Regions from separate parts of the Homo sapiens genome. Here region 2 is linked to region 1. Evidence: read pairs that join two places in POLR2A ChIA-PET (ENCODE). Cell type or tissue: PC-9. All regions are shown on one strand. Each heading gives the region's core, and the rest is flanking DNA. Links, peaks and the distances in the headings are about the cores only.

Region 1 (8,220 bases), core at 1,729-6,728:
GTGTGAGCCACTGCACCCAGCATAACTTCTTATATATAAAAAACATAGAAAAATGGGTGCAATGTCTCACACCTGTAATCCCAGCACTTTGGTAGGCTGAGGCGGATTGCTTGAGCCCAGGAGTTAGAGACCAGCTTAGGCAACAAATCAAGACCCCATCCCTGCCAAATTTTTTTTTTAATTAGCCAGGCATGATGGTATGTGCTTTTAGTTCTAGCTACTCAGGAGGCTGAGGCAAGAGGATTGCATGGGCCTAGGAGATGGAGGCTGCAGTGAACTATGATCGTGTCATTGCACTCCAGTCTGGGTGACAGAGTGAGACCTTGCCTTAAAAAAAAGGACAAATGACAATACACATTTCTCTAAAGAAGATAAACAGAAAAATGACCCATAAGCACATGAAAAGATGCCCAACGTCTCTAATCATTTAGGAAAATGCAAAATCAAAGACATTATGAGATACCACTTCACACCCATTAGGATGGCTACTATCAAAAAGCCAGAGAATAACAAACATTGGGGCAAGGATGTGGAGAAACTGGAACTCCTGTGCGCTGTTGGTGGGCATGTAAAATGGTGCAGCCACTGTGGAAAACACTGTGGAGGTTCCTCAGAAAATTAAAAATAGAATTACCATATGATGCAGCAATGACACTTATTAGATGTATACCCAGAATAGCTGAAAACAGGGTTGTGAAGAGATATTTGTACACCTATGTTCATAGCAGCATTACTCATGATAGCTAAAGTGTAGAAGCAACCCAAGTGTCCATCAACAGAAGAATAAACAAGATGTGGTGTATACACACACACACACACCCCCCGCCCCCCCACACACACATATACAAACAATGGAATATTATTTGGCCCAAAAAAGGAAGAAAATTCTGACATATAGTACAACATGGATGAACCTTGAGGATATTATGCCAAAAGCCAAATATTGTAGGACTCATGTACATAAGGAAACTAGAATAGTCAAATTCATGGAAGCGGAAAGTAGAACAGTGCTTTCCAGGGGTTACGTGAGGTTTAATAGGATATTAAAGTTATTGGTTAATGGATAAAGAGTTTCAGTTTGGGATGATGGAAAAAAGTTCTGGAAATGGATAGTGATGATGGCTGCACAACATGTGAATGTTCTTAATGTCAGAATGTAAGAATTCCAGAATGACTTAGTACTTGAAATTATGTGAGTGAATGATTTGCAAGTAAACATTAAATCATTATGTGGCTCAAAAAAAAAAATGAAGGAGAAATAAAGAGTTTCTCAAACAAATAAAAACAGGGTATTTGTTGCTGGTAGAAATGCTTGGCAAGAAATATTAAAAGAATTTTCCAGAGAGAAGGAAAATGATACAGATCAGAAATCATAAATGAAGGAAAAGCAGGGTACAGTGTGGGTCATGCCTGTAGTACCAGCTACTGGGGAGGCTGAGGTGGGTAGAGTACTTGAGCCCAGGAGTTTGGGGCTGCAGTGCACTATGGTCATGCCTGACAATAGCCACTGACCAGCATGGGCAACATAGCAAGACCTGTCTCTAAAAAACAAAACAAAACAAAAGTAAGGAGGAAGGTTGAAGGTCAGCAAATAAATAAAGGTAAAATAAAATCTTGTATTTTCATATTCTTAATTGAGCTAATAGATGATTATTTGTTCAAAATAGTAATAGCAACAGTGTATTGGGTAGTTATAGCTTATGGATAAGTGAAATAAATGACAGAAATATAAGGTACAGAAGGGAAAAATTGGGAGTATTCTGTTACAAGGTATCTCTATACTATCTAAGAAGTGGTATAATGTTACCTAAAAGTAGACTCAGATTAGTTGTAAATATATATTAAAAAGTCTAGGGAAAACACTACAAAAATTTTTAAAGGAAGTCTAACTAATATGTTAAAAGAGAATGAAAAATAGAATTATACAAAATGCTCAATTAAAACCAGGAGGGGCCAGGAGCAGTGGCACATGCCTGTAATCCCAGCATTGGGAGGCTGAGGCGGGAGGATGACTTGAGGCCAGGAGTTCGAGACCAGCCCAGGCATGTTTACAGTTTTGATGAAAAAGGTAATATCAATTTATACTACCATCAGCAACGTATTAATACACTGCATACTCACAAGCACTAGGTATTATAATATTTAAATATGTTTGCTAATTTAGCAGCACAAAATTTTTCCCTTTATTGATTTGTACTTTTCTTCTCTCTTTTTTTTTTTTTTTTGAGAAAGGGTCTCGCTCTGTTGCCCAGGCTGCTGGAGTGCAGTGGCATGATCTTGGCTCACTGCAACCTCCACCTACTGGCTCAAGTGATCTTCCTATCTCAGCCTCCCAAGTAGCTAGGACCACAGATGTGTACTACCATGCCTGGCTAATTTTTCTATTTTTTTGCAGATATGAGGTTTCGCCATGTTGCTCAGACTAGTCTTGAATTCCTGAACTCAAGCAATCTGCCCACCTTGGCTTCTCAAAATGCTGGGATTACAGGCATAAGCCACTGCATCTGGCCTGTATTTTTCTTTAACTATGAATAAAAACAAACTTATCATATATTTACTTGCTTTGTTTTTACTAAATTTCAGTTTATAATCTTTTCTCATTAATCTAAAAAAAGAAGGTTTTTATTTAACTAATAATAAACTATTTGTTTATTGTTTCTATTTGCTACAAATATTTTCCACACTCTATTGGTTTTCTTTTCATTTTAGTACATCCGTGACATGTAGGAAATTTAGGGGCCAGGCGCAGTGGCTCATGCCTGTAATCCCAGCACTTTGGGAGGCTGGGGTGGGCAGATCACCTGAGGTCAGGAGTTTGAGACCACCCTGGCCAACATGGTGAAACCCTGTCTCTACTAAAAATACAAAAATTAGCCAGGCATGGTGGCACGCGCCTATAGACCCAGCTACTAGGGAGGCTGAGGCAGAAGAACAGCTTGAACCTGGGAGGTGGAGGTTGCAGTGAGCTGAGATCATGCCACTGCACTCCAGCCTGGGCAACAGAGGGAGACTCTGTCTCAAAAAAAAAAAAAAGGGCCGGGCATGGTGGCTCACGCCTGTAATCCCAGCACTTTGGGAGGCTGAGGCGGGAGGATCACAAGGTCATGAGATTGAGACCATCCTGGCTAACACGGTGAAACCCTGTCTCTACTAAAAAATACAAAAAAATTAGCTGGACATGGTGGCAGGTGCTTGTAGTCCCAGCTACTCAGGAGGCTGAGGCAGGAGAATGGCGTGAACCCAGGAGGCAGAGCTTGCAGTGAGCCGAGATCGCACCACTGCACTCCAACCTGGGCGACAGAGCGAGACTCTCTCTCAAAAAAAAAAAAAAAAAAAAAGAAAGAAAGAGAAAATTTAATGTTTACTCAGTACTCAGTCAAATCTGACAATTTTCTTTTGTGATTTCTTCTATTATTTCTAAACTTACATGATTTTACCCCGTTCAGTGGTTTGAAAATTATATTTTCTTTGTATTTTTCTACGATTCAATGATTTATATTTAGCTTATTAATCTCACAAAATTTTGTTTATAATAATAACAGTTAACATTGACTGTTTACTATATGACAGGTGCTATTCTAGGCCCTTTACATATTAGACTCAGTTAATCCTTACAACAACCCTATATATGGATTAGGTATTATTAGTATCCCAGGGTATGTGTGCTATATATCAAGGAAGTATAACTGATACACTAAAAGAGGAAAGAAAATAGAATCATATAAAATGCTCAATTAAAACCAGAAAGAGGCTAGGTGCAGTGGCTCACACCTGTAATCCCTGCACTTTGGGAGCCCAAGGTTTAAGGATTGCTTGAGCCCAGGAGTTTGAGACCAACCCGAGAAACATAGTGAGATCCTGTCTCTACAAAAAAATAAATAGACTAGTTCAACCATTGTGGAAGTCAGTGTGGCGACTCCTCAGGGATCTAGAACTAGAAATACCATTTGACCCAGCCATCCCATTACTGGGTATATACCCAAAGGACTATAAATCATGCTGCTATAAAGACACATGCACACGTATGTTTATTGCGGCATTATTCACAATAGCAAAGACTTGGAACCAACCCAAATGTCCAACAATGATAGACTGGATTAAGAAAATGTGGCACATATACACCATGGAATACTACGCAGCCATAAAAAATGATGAGTTCATGTCCTCTGTAGGGACATGGATGAAATTGGAAATCATCATTCTCAGTAAACTATCGCAAGAACAAAAAACCAAACACCGCATATTCTCACTTATAGGTGGGAATTGAACAATGAGAACACATGGACACAGGAAGGGGAACATCACACTCTGGGGACTGTTGTGGGGTGGGGGGGGGGGAGGGATAGCATTGGGAGATACATCTAATGCTAGATAACGAGTTAGTGTGTGCAGCGCACCAGCATGGCACATGTATACACATGTAACTAAACTGCACATTGTGCACATGTACCCTAAAACTTAAAGTATAATAAAAATAAATAAATAAATAAATACAAACAAAAAAAATAAAAAAATAAAAAATTAGTCCAGTGTGGTGGCACATGCCTGTAGTTCCAGCTACTTGGGAGGCCGAGAAAGGAGGATTGCTTGAGCCCAAGAGGTCAAGGCTGCAGTAAGCCATGATTGCACCACTGCACTCCAGCCTGAAAGAGTGAGAGAGATCCTATCCCATACATACACACCACATACATACATAAATATTGTCCCAATTCCAGAGATGAGGAAACTAAGGGCTAGTGTGATTAAGTAATTCAGCCAAATCACACAGGTAGTAGAACCGGCAGTACCTGAATATTGAGCAACACAGTTTAATTTGATAGCCTGTGCTTTTAACCACTACATTATACTGATACTCAAATTATCTCAATGCCATTTTTATTCAATAATTCTTTCTTTAGCCATTGTTATGTAATGCCTCTTTTCACTACTGAAACCCTTTTTTTTTTTTTTTGAGACGGACTTTCGCTCTGTCGCCCAGGCTGGAGTGCACCGGTGCGATCTCGGCTCACTGCAAGCTCCACCTCCTGGGTTCACGCCATTCTCCTGCCTCAGCCTCCTGAGTGGCTGGGACCACAGGCGCCCACCACCACGCCCAGCTAATTTTTTGTATTTTTAGTAGAGATGGGGTTTCACCACATTGGCCAGGCTGGTCTCGAACTCCTGACCTCAGGTGATCCACCCGCCTCGGCCTCCCAAAGTGCTGGGATTACAGGCGTGAGCCACCACGCCCAGCCCGGAAACTCTTTTTACAATGTCTCATCTTGGACTATTTAGTTTGCTATATTAATTTGTCTTCAAGTAATAATACATGGTTTTAAATACTGTATCATAAAATATATTTTAATATTTGAAAGTTTTAGGATATGTTTCAGTATAATCCTAAAAGGACATCAAGTACTTGAGGAAAAATGCAGTCTTAAGATATCCTTACCATACACTGGTGTCTTCCCCGGCAGGATGACGATAATAAGCTGTAGGCCAGAATATGTGTTCTTGAGATGCCGGAACATGGGCTCTACGCTGTCTGCCCCCTGTGCATATTTGCAGAAGCATGGCTGGCCCTGGATGGGCATCCCTGCATCCTTAGAAATCTTACGCAGCTGGTCTGTGAAACCCCTGGAAGGAGAAACCACTAAATATAAAACCTTTGTCTAGTCATGAATTCCTACAAAGTAGTAATGGGAAGTTTGGGAAGGGAATGGAAGGATGAAGCAAAGATTTGTGTGCTTCATATATGAGAGGTCACCAGACTACTGATGTTAAGCGTAATGGTCTGTCAGTAATCCATTTTGCAAATGAAGAACATTCTATACAGTTATACGGCATTCTGTAGTTTACAAGGAGCATTACTAATAGTATATGCTGGTTAAGAGCTCAGCTCTAGAGTTAGTATGGAGAGTTCCATTCCCAGTTCTGCTACATACTACTATGAAATTTTAGGCACTTACTTCAGTTTTCCTCATCTGTAAAAGGATTGCTTCAACTATAGGGTTGGTGTGAAGATTAAATGAGATCATATATGTAAAGCACTTAGCACACCATCCAGGACCATGGTAAAAACTTGATACATTTTAGCTATTGTTTATTTTCTAATTTGATCTCACAAGATTCATAAGAAAGAGGCACGGCAGGTATTATTCCTGTTTTACAGATCAGAAAATAGTTTCATAGACATTACATATTTGGCCAAAGTTCAAATGATTAGACAAATGGTAGAGCCAGAATTTCTATAGTATTACCTATCTCACACTAGGATAGCAGGAAAGATTATGCCCTCAGAGGATTTTTTTAAAATATAAAAACAAAATTTAAAAACAGATGAGGCTGGGTGCAGTGCCTCACACCTATAATCCCAGCAATTTGGGAGGCTGAGGCAGGAGGATCACTTGAGGTCAGGAGTTCGAGACCAGCTTGGCCAACATGGCGAAAACCCATATCTACTAAAAATACGAAACTAGTCTGGTGTGGTGGCAGGCACCTGTAGTCCCTGCTCCTTGGGAGGCTGAGGCAGGAGAATCACTTGAATCTGGGAAGCGGAGGTTGCAGTGAGCTAAGATTATGCCACTGCACTCCAGCCTAGGTGACAGAGTGAGACTCTTGTCTCCAAATAAACAGATGAGGCAGGCAGCATTTTAATGTACTTTGATTTACACTGAAAAACCCCCAAAACCAATTTCTTTTTTTTTTTTGAGGTGGAGTCTCACTCTGTTGCCCAGGCTGGAGTGCAGTGATACAATCACAACTCACTCCTGCAGCCTCAACTTCCCAGGCTCAAATGATCTTCCCACCTGAGCTTCCCAAGTAGCTGGGATTATAGGCATGTGCCACCGCGCCTGGCTAATTTTTGTATTTTTAGTAGAGATGGGGTTTCACCATGTTGGTCAGGCTGGTCTTGAACTCCTGACCTCAGGCCATCCACCCACCTCGGCCTCCCAAAGTGCTGGGATTACAGGCATGAGCCACTGCTCCCGGCCACCAATTTCATATTTATAGAAAATTTTGAATTCAGTATAAATAAGCAATAATGAGCAACAATCGCTTCACTGGTTTTTTAAAACAATTGAGGTCCTAAGTCAAGGATCTGAGTGATCTTTGCCCAAAACACTCTGATTCCTTCAGGATAGAGATGAAGTTTCTCCTATTCCTTATCGGTGCTTAATTAAAGAAGTATGAAATTGAGTATTTTCACTTAGCCTAACAAGAGCCACAAGCCCAATGATTCTGAGACATCTATTCAAGCTGCGAATAACAAATATAAAATGAAAAATAAAAAAGCTCAAGTTTGAAAAACATTGGAAATGGTTTTGTTTTTTTTTTTTTTTGGCCTTTCAAGGCCAAATAAGATAATCATAGCATTGTAATAAGCCATCCTTGTGACATTTCACTTGAAAGCAGGGGGATAAAAACTCTGGAGGAAAAAAATACATTAAGTGATCATTAAAGCATCCATTTAGAGATTTGGGATTAATAAAAAGGGATGAACAGAATTAAATAGAAAAAAATTTTATTTCTCATATTCTAATTTCTTCTTGCCATGAAGAAGGCAAGGCAAATTCTGAAATGGCCTGAGGTAAACTGGTCTCTGTATCACTCAAGAATGTTTCATTGTTGACATACTTTATATAAGTAGAGATTTAAATTAGATAAGGATCATTTCTTCAAGAAAATTAGATTCCAGAGGGATGATACATTTACAAAATCATTATAATACAATTGTATTTTGCACAAAAACTGACAAGCACAAATAGAGAGGATACTGATGGGTAGAGATAGGAAGGAGGCATTCTCAGTAAAGGGCAGCATGAGTGGAAACAGGTTAAAAAGGCCAGGGAGATAGAAGGAATACGATGCTTCAGTTTCTTTGGCCAGAATATATGAAAATGGAGTAATGATAAAGGACTTAAGAGACTGGTGAAAGATATGAAATGTCATACTGATTTTACGCTTGAACCTGGGAGGCAGAGGTTGCAGTGAGCCGAGATCACGCCATTGCACTCCAGCCTGGATGACAGAGTGAGACTCTGTCTCAATAAAATAAAGAAATAAATGTCATACTAATTTTGAATGTCACTCTTAGTCAAAGAGAAGACTAAACATTTCAGAGTAGCTTTCGTCACAAATAGAGGTGGTGTTCTTTCATGACAGCCGAATTTCTCAAACAAGCGTGACAGCAGAAACCCCTGAGACTGTGTCAGAATCCCAAAGGAGAGCAGATAGATA
Region 2 (6,453 bases), core at 1-5,000, 250 kb before region 1:
AAGGATTCTAGATACTCATCTGAAATAAACAGCAGGGGTTCCAAGTGTCAAACATGACAAATCATCTCCTTGCTAATGTACTTGTGGGAAAAAGAATGAAAATGTACAAAGATTCCTCTTCAGCACACCAATTTAAATACACCAATATTTCCCAAACTCACATATAGAAACTTGTTATTTACTGAAAGCTTCTTATCTATCCACAAAAGAAAGTTTAAACACTTTTAAAGAATGAAAAATCCAACTCACAACACACCAAGAGAGGAAAGACGCTGGAGGTTTGGCATCCTATTCCAAGACATAATTAAAATAGGGAAATCCACCTGAAGGTGTGAAAACTGACTGAATTAGGAAATACTGGCAATAAATTCAAAAGAACTGTGCTCATATTCAGTAAGATAAAGTGATGTTTTCAATAGCGATTTTTAAAAAGTTTTAAGATACATTTACTAAACAGATGCAGCTTGTTAGTAATTGGCACATTGTATACAAATTACTCCTGATAAGTTTCTGTAAGTTTATTTTAGTGAGTTGAAGCTTCTTTTCCTTGCCATGTTGTTCATATTATTAATCCTCTTAGCTATCCTTTCTTTGCAGTGATGCACATAAACTTTGGTTCAAGCCTTCAAAAATAATTTGGTGAAAAATAATCAGCTATAGAGATTTGAAGCAAGCAGCTCAAATAAAAATAAAATGTTCTTTCTTCCAAAGTGGGTGGGAAATACTATGTGCTGGCAGAGGAAAGGAATCAGGCAATCAGCATGGCAGTCAAAGCTGATCTGGATTTGTAGTTTAAAGAGACCTGGAATATCTTATAGCCCAACCCTGCACCTCAAGCCAACCCCCCAGTCCATTTGACACTCACAGGAAAAGTCTAACAAAAGATCTTCAAACATCCACATCGACTGATGCAATGATTATCTCAATATACAAAGTCACACCCCCTTACCTCAGCCTGCGCTTCCTTGAACGAGAGAGAGATCGGCTTCGGGACCGAGACTTCGAAAATGAACGAGAACGAGATCTTGATGCAGATCTTGAGCGAGAAGAGCGAGATCCAGACTTGGATTTGTTTGTTTTTGACATCTCTGAAGAGAGGATCACTTTTCAATTACACCTAATGTAAGAAAATGCATTAGAACAAATGAGTGAGTTCCTTTGCAAATGTGAACCTCTTTGGACATTTTAGAAACACATTTCTTTTAATCTGGGCAACTTGAGAAGACCCCATATCTACAAAAAAAAAAAAAAAATTTTTTTTTAATTAGCCAGTCACAGTGGTGCGTTCCTGTAGTCCTAGCTATTTGAGAGGCTAAGACAGGAGGGAGTGCAAAGTTACAGTGAGCTGTGATCACACCTCTGCACTGCAGCTCTGGAGGAAAGAGCAATACCCTATCTCCAAAAAAAAAAAAAAGAGAGAAAGTGGCTGAGCACGGTGGCTCACGCCTGTAATCCCAGTGCACTGGGAGGCCAAGGTAGGAGGAGGACTGCTTAAGTCCAGGTGTTCAAGACTAGCCTGGGCAACATAGCAATATCCCGTGTCTACAAAGTTAAAAAAAAAATTTTTTTTTTCTTGAGATAGGAGTTTTGCTTTTGTTGCCCAGGCTAGAGTGCAATGGCTTAATCTCAGCTCACCACAACCTCCGCCTCCCGGGTTCAAGCAATTCTCCTGCCTCAGCCTCCCAAGTAGCTGGGATTACAAGCATGGGCCACCATGCCCGGCTAATTTTTTTGTATTTTTAGTAGAGACAGGGTTTCTCCTTGTTGGTAAGGCTGGTCTCGAACTCCCGACCTCAGGTAATCTGCCCGGCTCGGCCTCCCAAAGTGCTGGGATTACAGGCGTGAGCCACCGTGCCTGGCCTACAAAGTAAAAACTTTTAAAATTAGCTGGATGTAGTGGTAAGGGCCTGTAGTCCTAGCTACTCCAGAGGCTAAGGTGGGAATGGCCTGAGGCCAGGATTTTGAGACCAGCCTAAGCAACATAGGAAGATTCCCCCACCTCTACAAAAAAAACAACTGTTTAAATAAAATAAACTTTAAAAACAGAAAGTAACATTAAAAAAAAAAAAAAGATGAAATGACTGATTTTTAAAAACCACTCTGCTCTTTCATCAAAAGGAATTTCTTAGTAGTACAAATCCCAAACAGACCAAGCCACAGCAGCAAATGGAAAACCTGACATGTAACCCTAACTGGGTAATACTGTAAGAGATGACCAAGAATGAGGGTGCTTATTAATTTTGGTGCATGCAGTCTTTTCTCAGTAAGCAAAGAAGCTTTGAGACTAAAGTCAGCTGTTAATAAAAGTAATGAGGAGATGTGAGACAGGTTTCCTAGTTCCAAGAGAAGAAACCGCATGCAATTTAACTTAGTTACAGAGTATGTGGCACATCTAGTCATAAAGAACCATCAATTTGTTCCAGCTCTTTATTACAAAAGAGTCAGCTGGGGGCGGTGGCTCACGCCTGTAATCCCAGCACTTTGGGAGGCTGAGGTGGGCTGATCACCTGAGATCAGGAGTTCAAGACCAGCGTGGCCAACATGGTGAAACCCCATCTCTACTAAAAGTAGTGGCGGGTGCCTGTAATCCCAGCTACTCAGGAAGCTGAGACAGGAGAATCTCTCGAACCCAGGAGGCAGAGGTTACAGCGAGCCAAGATCGCGCCATTGCACTCCAGCCTGGACGACAAGAGCAAAACTCCGTCTCAAAAAAAAAAATAAATAAAAATAAAGAGTCAACTTTCTTTCAGGGTCATTTTCCCACCAAGAAACAAATAGTCTTTTTCCTTTTTTCCCCCTCCAGGAAAGAAGAGCGCCTCTAAGTTGCCCTGAGAGGTTAACGCCTGGTCTACAAGGTATACTTCTCTCCTTTATACTCTATTAGCGCCTTGGACATCTTCCCAGCAGTAAAAACTTTAAGTGCTAAAGTACATGTCTATCAAAGACAGTAAGAGTAAGGAATCTATCAAAGATCACAAAGCTAATTAATAGCCAAACCAGGCCCAAACTCCAGGGCCTATTCTATCACACTTTGCTGCCTAGCGAGATTCTGCCAAGTAATGCTGCCTCTTGTCTGTGAAGGGAAAATAATAATCAAATATTTCTCCCCTCCTACCCCTCAGAATTTGAAGATCTCAGCTCAAAAGCTATCTCCTCAGAGGTTCACCCTGACCACCCAGTCAAAAATAGCCACCAGTCATTCTCTAGGTCCAGTATGTATCTTATTTGTTTCTTCAGAGCAAAACTCAGTATGTGAAACTATCTTGTTTACTTGTTATTCTGTCTTTAATTAGAATGTAAGCTCTATAACAACAGAAACCTCATCTTTCTTTATTTAGTGCTGTATACCCAACGCCCAGAATAGCAAATGCTTAACCAGTGTTTTTATTAATTCATTTTATCCTTGAGGAGGGCATTTTTAATCCCGTTTTACAGATAAGAATTTTGAGGCATAGAGAAAGTAATTAACTTGCCCAAGGTCATACTGCCAAAATCCAAACCACGATCGACTTGCTCATTCATTAATTCATTCAGATGGGGTCTCCCTGTGTTGCCCAGGCTGGTCTCAAACTTCTAAGATCAATGGATCCTCCTGCCCTGGCCTCCCAAAGTGCTAGGATTACATGCGTGAGCCACCCCGCCCAGCCTCACCGTTGGCACATTTAACCACTATGTTATATTGCCTGTCTAGAGCAGTGTCTGGCATACAAGGGGTACTAACGAACTTATGGAACCAATGAATGCCAAGTGTCCACCCTTACCAAGTTTACAATCTGATAAAGGTGACAAGATATAGATAAACTGAAAGGTAGTATTTATTTTTGTTATATTCAAATAAAATACTTGAATTTCAAGAACTTTCCAAAAGACAAAAAACGCCTAGGAAGCTGCTATAGCTCCATCTCACAGGGGAAACAAGCAAAATCTTAGAGACATAATTTAGAGGAGAACTGAGAAACTAATAAGAAGTCAGAGACAAAAGGTGATGAGTAAAAGACTGCTAGATGAGGATGCCAAGAACCCACGGTTTTAATCCTGCCAAAAAGATCACACTGTTGCAAGCTCTAGCAAGGTCAAAGATATTTCAATTTGGAGCTATTTTTGGCAGTAGTGTCACTATATGAAGTCAGAATAAAGGAGTAAGTTATTCAGGAGTGGGAGGTGGAGGTATAAACAAACAATTTACAATGAGAATATTAAAAATAAAAATACATTTTGTTTTTTTGGTTGTTCTTAAGCATTATTTTGGGGTTCTCTGGGTTCACTCTTGCCAAATGGAGACCTTTATTTCTGTCACAAGTTCAGGGATATCTATCTATGTCTGCCTAGTAACAGACTGTCTAACATTCTATTTTAACTTGGGTCAGAAATAAAAATCCATCCAGATGACTTACACAACAGGTGGATATTATCAGACTTTAAAAGAATAAAAAAGGGCAACAAGTTAGTGGAAAAGGAAACACTCATTTCAACACTCAGAAACTAGAAAACTAAGAAGCTAATTTTCATTAAGATGAAGAAAAGCTGCCATGTAAATACAAACAGAGCCAAACTTAACAATTCTGCACATATTAAGCTTACCAGAATTGACAAGTGCACTCAAGAGCTGCAATACTGTGACGCCCCCCGACTCCCATTCCCGGAGCCTCCTCTTTAACATGAATTGAAACTAATTATTTTATTTATGTATTTATTTTATTTTATTTTTATTTATTTATTTTTTTTTGAGACAGAGTTTTGCTCTTGTTGCTCAGGCTAGAGTGCAATGGCATGATCTCAGCTCACTGCAACCTCTGCCACCTGGGTTCAAGTGATTCTCCTGCCTCAGCTTCCCAAGTAGCTGGAATTACAGGCGCCCACCACCATGCCCAGCTAATTTTTTGTACTTTTAGTAAAGACGGGGTTTCACTGTGTTAGCCAGGATGGTCTCGATCTCCTGACTTCGTGATCCGCCCACCTCGGCCTCCCAAAGTGCTGGGATTACATGCGTGATCCACCACGCCTGGCACAAGGACAGAATTTCAAACAGCCTTTTGAATTGATTTCAGATATAATTCTGTCACTAGGAGAAAGAATTTGTTTTCAAACTGTTCTGCAGAGACACTTGAGAGGGTAGCACAAGCCCATCATCCTTTTCAGAAGCCCAAGCCTTCTTGACTCAAACTACTTGTCTAATTACCAAGCAGATCAATGGTCCTTGATCTTGAAAACAGATGCGTTTTACTTAAAACACAATTGTGTTTAAAAAAATTTATCCTTACATTTACGGTCAAAACCCGATTGAAGCCTGGTGCAGTGACTCACGCCTGTAATCTTAGTACTTTGGGAGGCCGAGGCAGGCACATCACCTGGGGTCAGCAGTTTGAGACCAGCCTGGCCAACATGGCAAAACCCCGTCTCTACTAAAAATACAAAAATTAGTCAAATGTGGTGGCAGGCACCTGTAATCCCAGCTACTCAGAAGGCTGAGGCAGGGAGAATTACTTGAACCCAGGAGGTGGAAGTTGCAGTGAGCGAAGATCACGCCAGTGCACTCCAGCCTGGGCAACAAGGCAGGACTCCGTCTTAAAAAAAAAAAAAAAAAAAAGGGGGGCTGGGCTCACGACCGTAACCCCACTCAGCACTTTGAGAGGCCAAGGCAGGTGGATCACCTGAGGTCAGGAGTTCAAGACCAGCCCAGCAAACATGGTTAAACCCCCTCTCTACTAAAAAAAATACTAAAATTAGCTGGGTGTGGCAGCAGGAACCTGTAATCCCAGCTACTTGGGAGGCTGAGGCAGGAGAATCGACTGAACCTGGGGGGCAGAGGTGGCAGTGAGCCTAGATTGTGCCATTGCGATCCAGCTTGGGTGACAAAAGCTGAATTCCGTCTCAAAATAATAATCATAATAATTTTTTAAAAAACCCAATTGACCATACATCTAAAAACTCATTTGGTTTTTCACCCTTTTCAAAAACCAACTGACCATAAATTTAAGGCCAGGCATGGTGGTGCATGCCCACAGTCCCAGCTACTTGGGAGACTTGAGGCAGGAGGATTGCTTGAGCCTGGGAGGTTGAAGATGCAGTGAGCCATGTTTGTGCCACTGCACTCCAGCCTGGGTGACAAAGCACGTTATCTGTCTCCAAAATAAAAAATAAATAAATGTGAGCCAGGCGTGGTGGTTCACACTTGTAATCCCAGCACGTTGGGAGACTGAAGTGGGTGGATCACCTGAGGTCAGGAGTTCGAGACCAGCCTGACCAACATGGCGAAACCCTATCTCTACTAAATATACAAAAAGTAGCCAGGTGTGGTGGCAGCTGCCTGTACACCACTGCACTCCAGCCTGGGTGACAGAGCAAGACTCCATCTCAAAAAATAAAATAAAATAAATGTGAGGCTGGGTGCAGTGGCTGATGCCTGCAATCCCAGCACTTTGGGAGGCAGAGGTGGGCAGATCTCCTGAGGTC

Evidence for each region. ChIA-PET counts read pairs that join two places held together with the same protein. Peaks named below come from ENCODE experiments on the same cell type or tissue, not always from the same donor. Only the 100,000 strongest peaks of a DNase experiment are listed, where the experiment ranks them.
Region 2: POLR2A ChIA-PET joins it to region 1 with 12 read pairs; 2 of 35 experiments call an interaction of 5 or more read pairs at or near these places.

The regions. Positions count from the first base shown.
Region 1 is chr1:36,024,510-36,032,729 of GRCh38, reverse strand. AGO3 (argonaute RISC catalytic component 3) reads right to left here. Exons shown (of 19, transcript NM_024852.4): 12 at 5,432-5,616. Among named protein-coding and RNA genes, the nearest start is that of TEKT2, 55 kb to the left of the region's middle. In PC-9, for the core only: no CTCF peak of the experiment used is centred there; a DNase peak (open chromatin) is centred at 4,789; H3K27ac peaks cover 673 bases.
Region 2 is chr1:36,277,197-36,283,649 of GRCh38, reverse strand. THRAP3 (thyroid hormone receptor associated protein 3) reads right to left here. Exons shown (of 12, transcript NM_005119.4): 3 at 950-1,117. The coding sequence starts at 1,086. Among named protein-coding and RNA genes, the nearest start is that of SH3D21, 26 kb to the left of the region's middle. In PC-9, for the core only: no CTCF peak of the experiment used is centred there; no DNase peak of the experiment used is centred there; H3K27ac peaks cover 2,615 bases.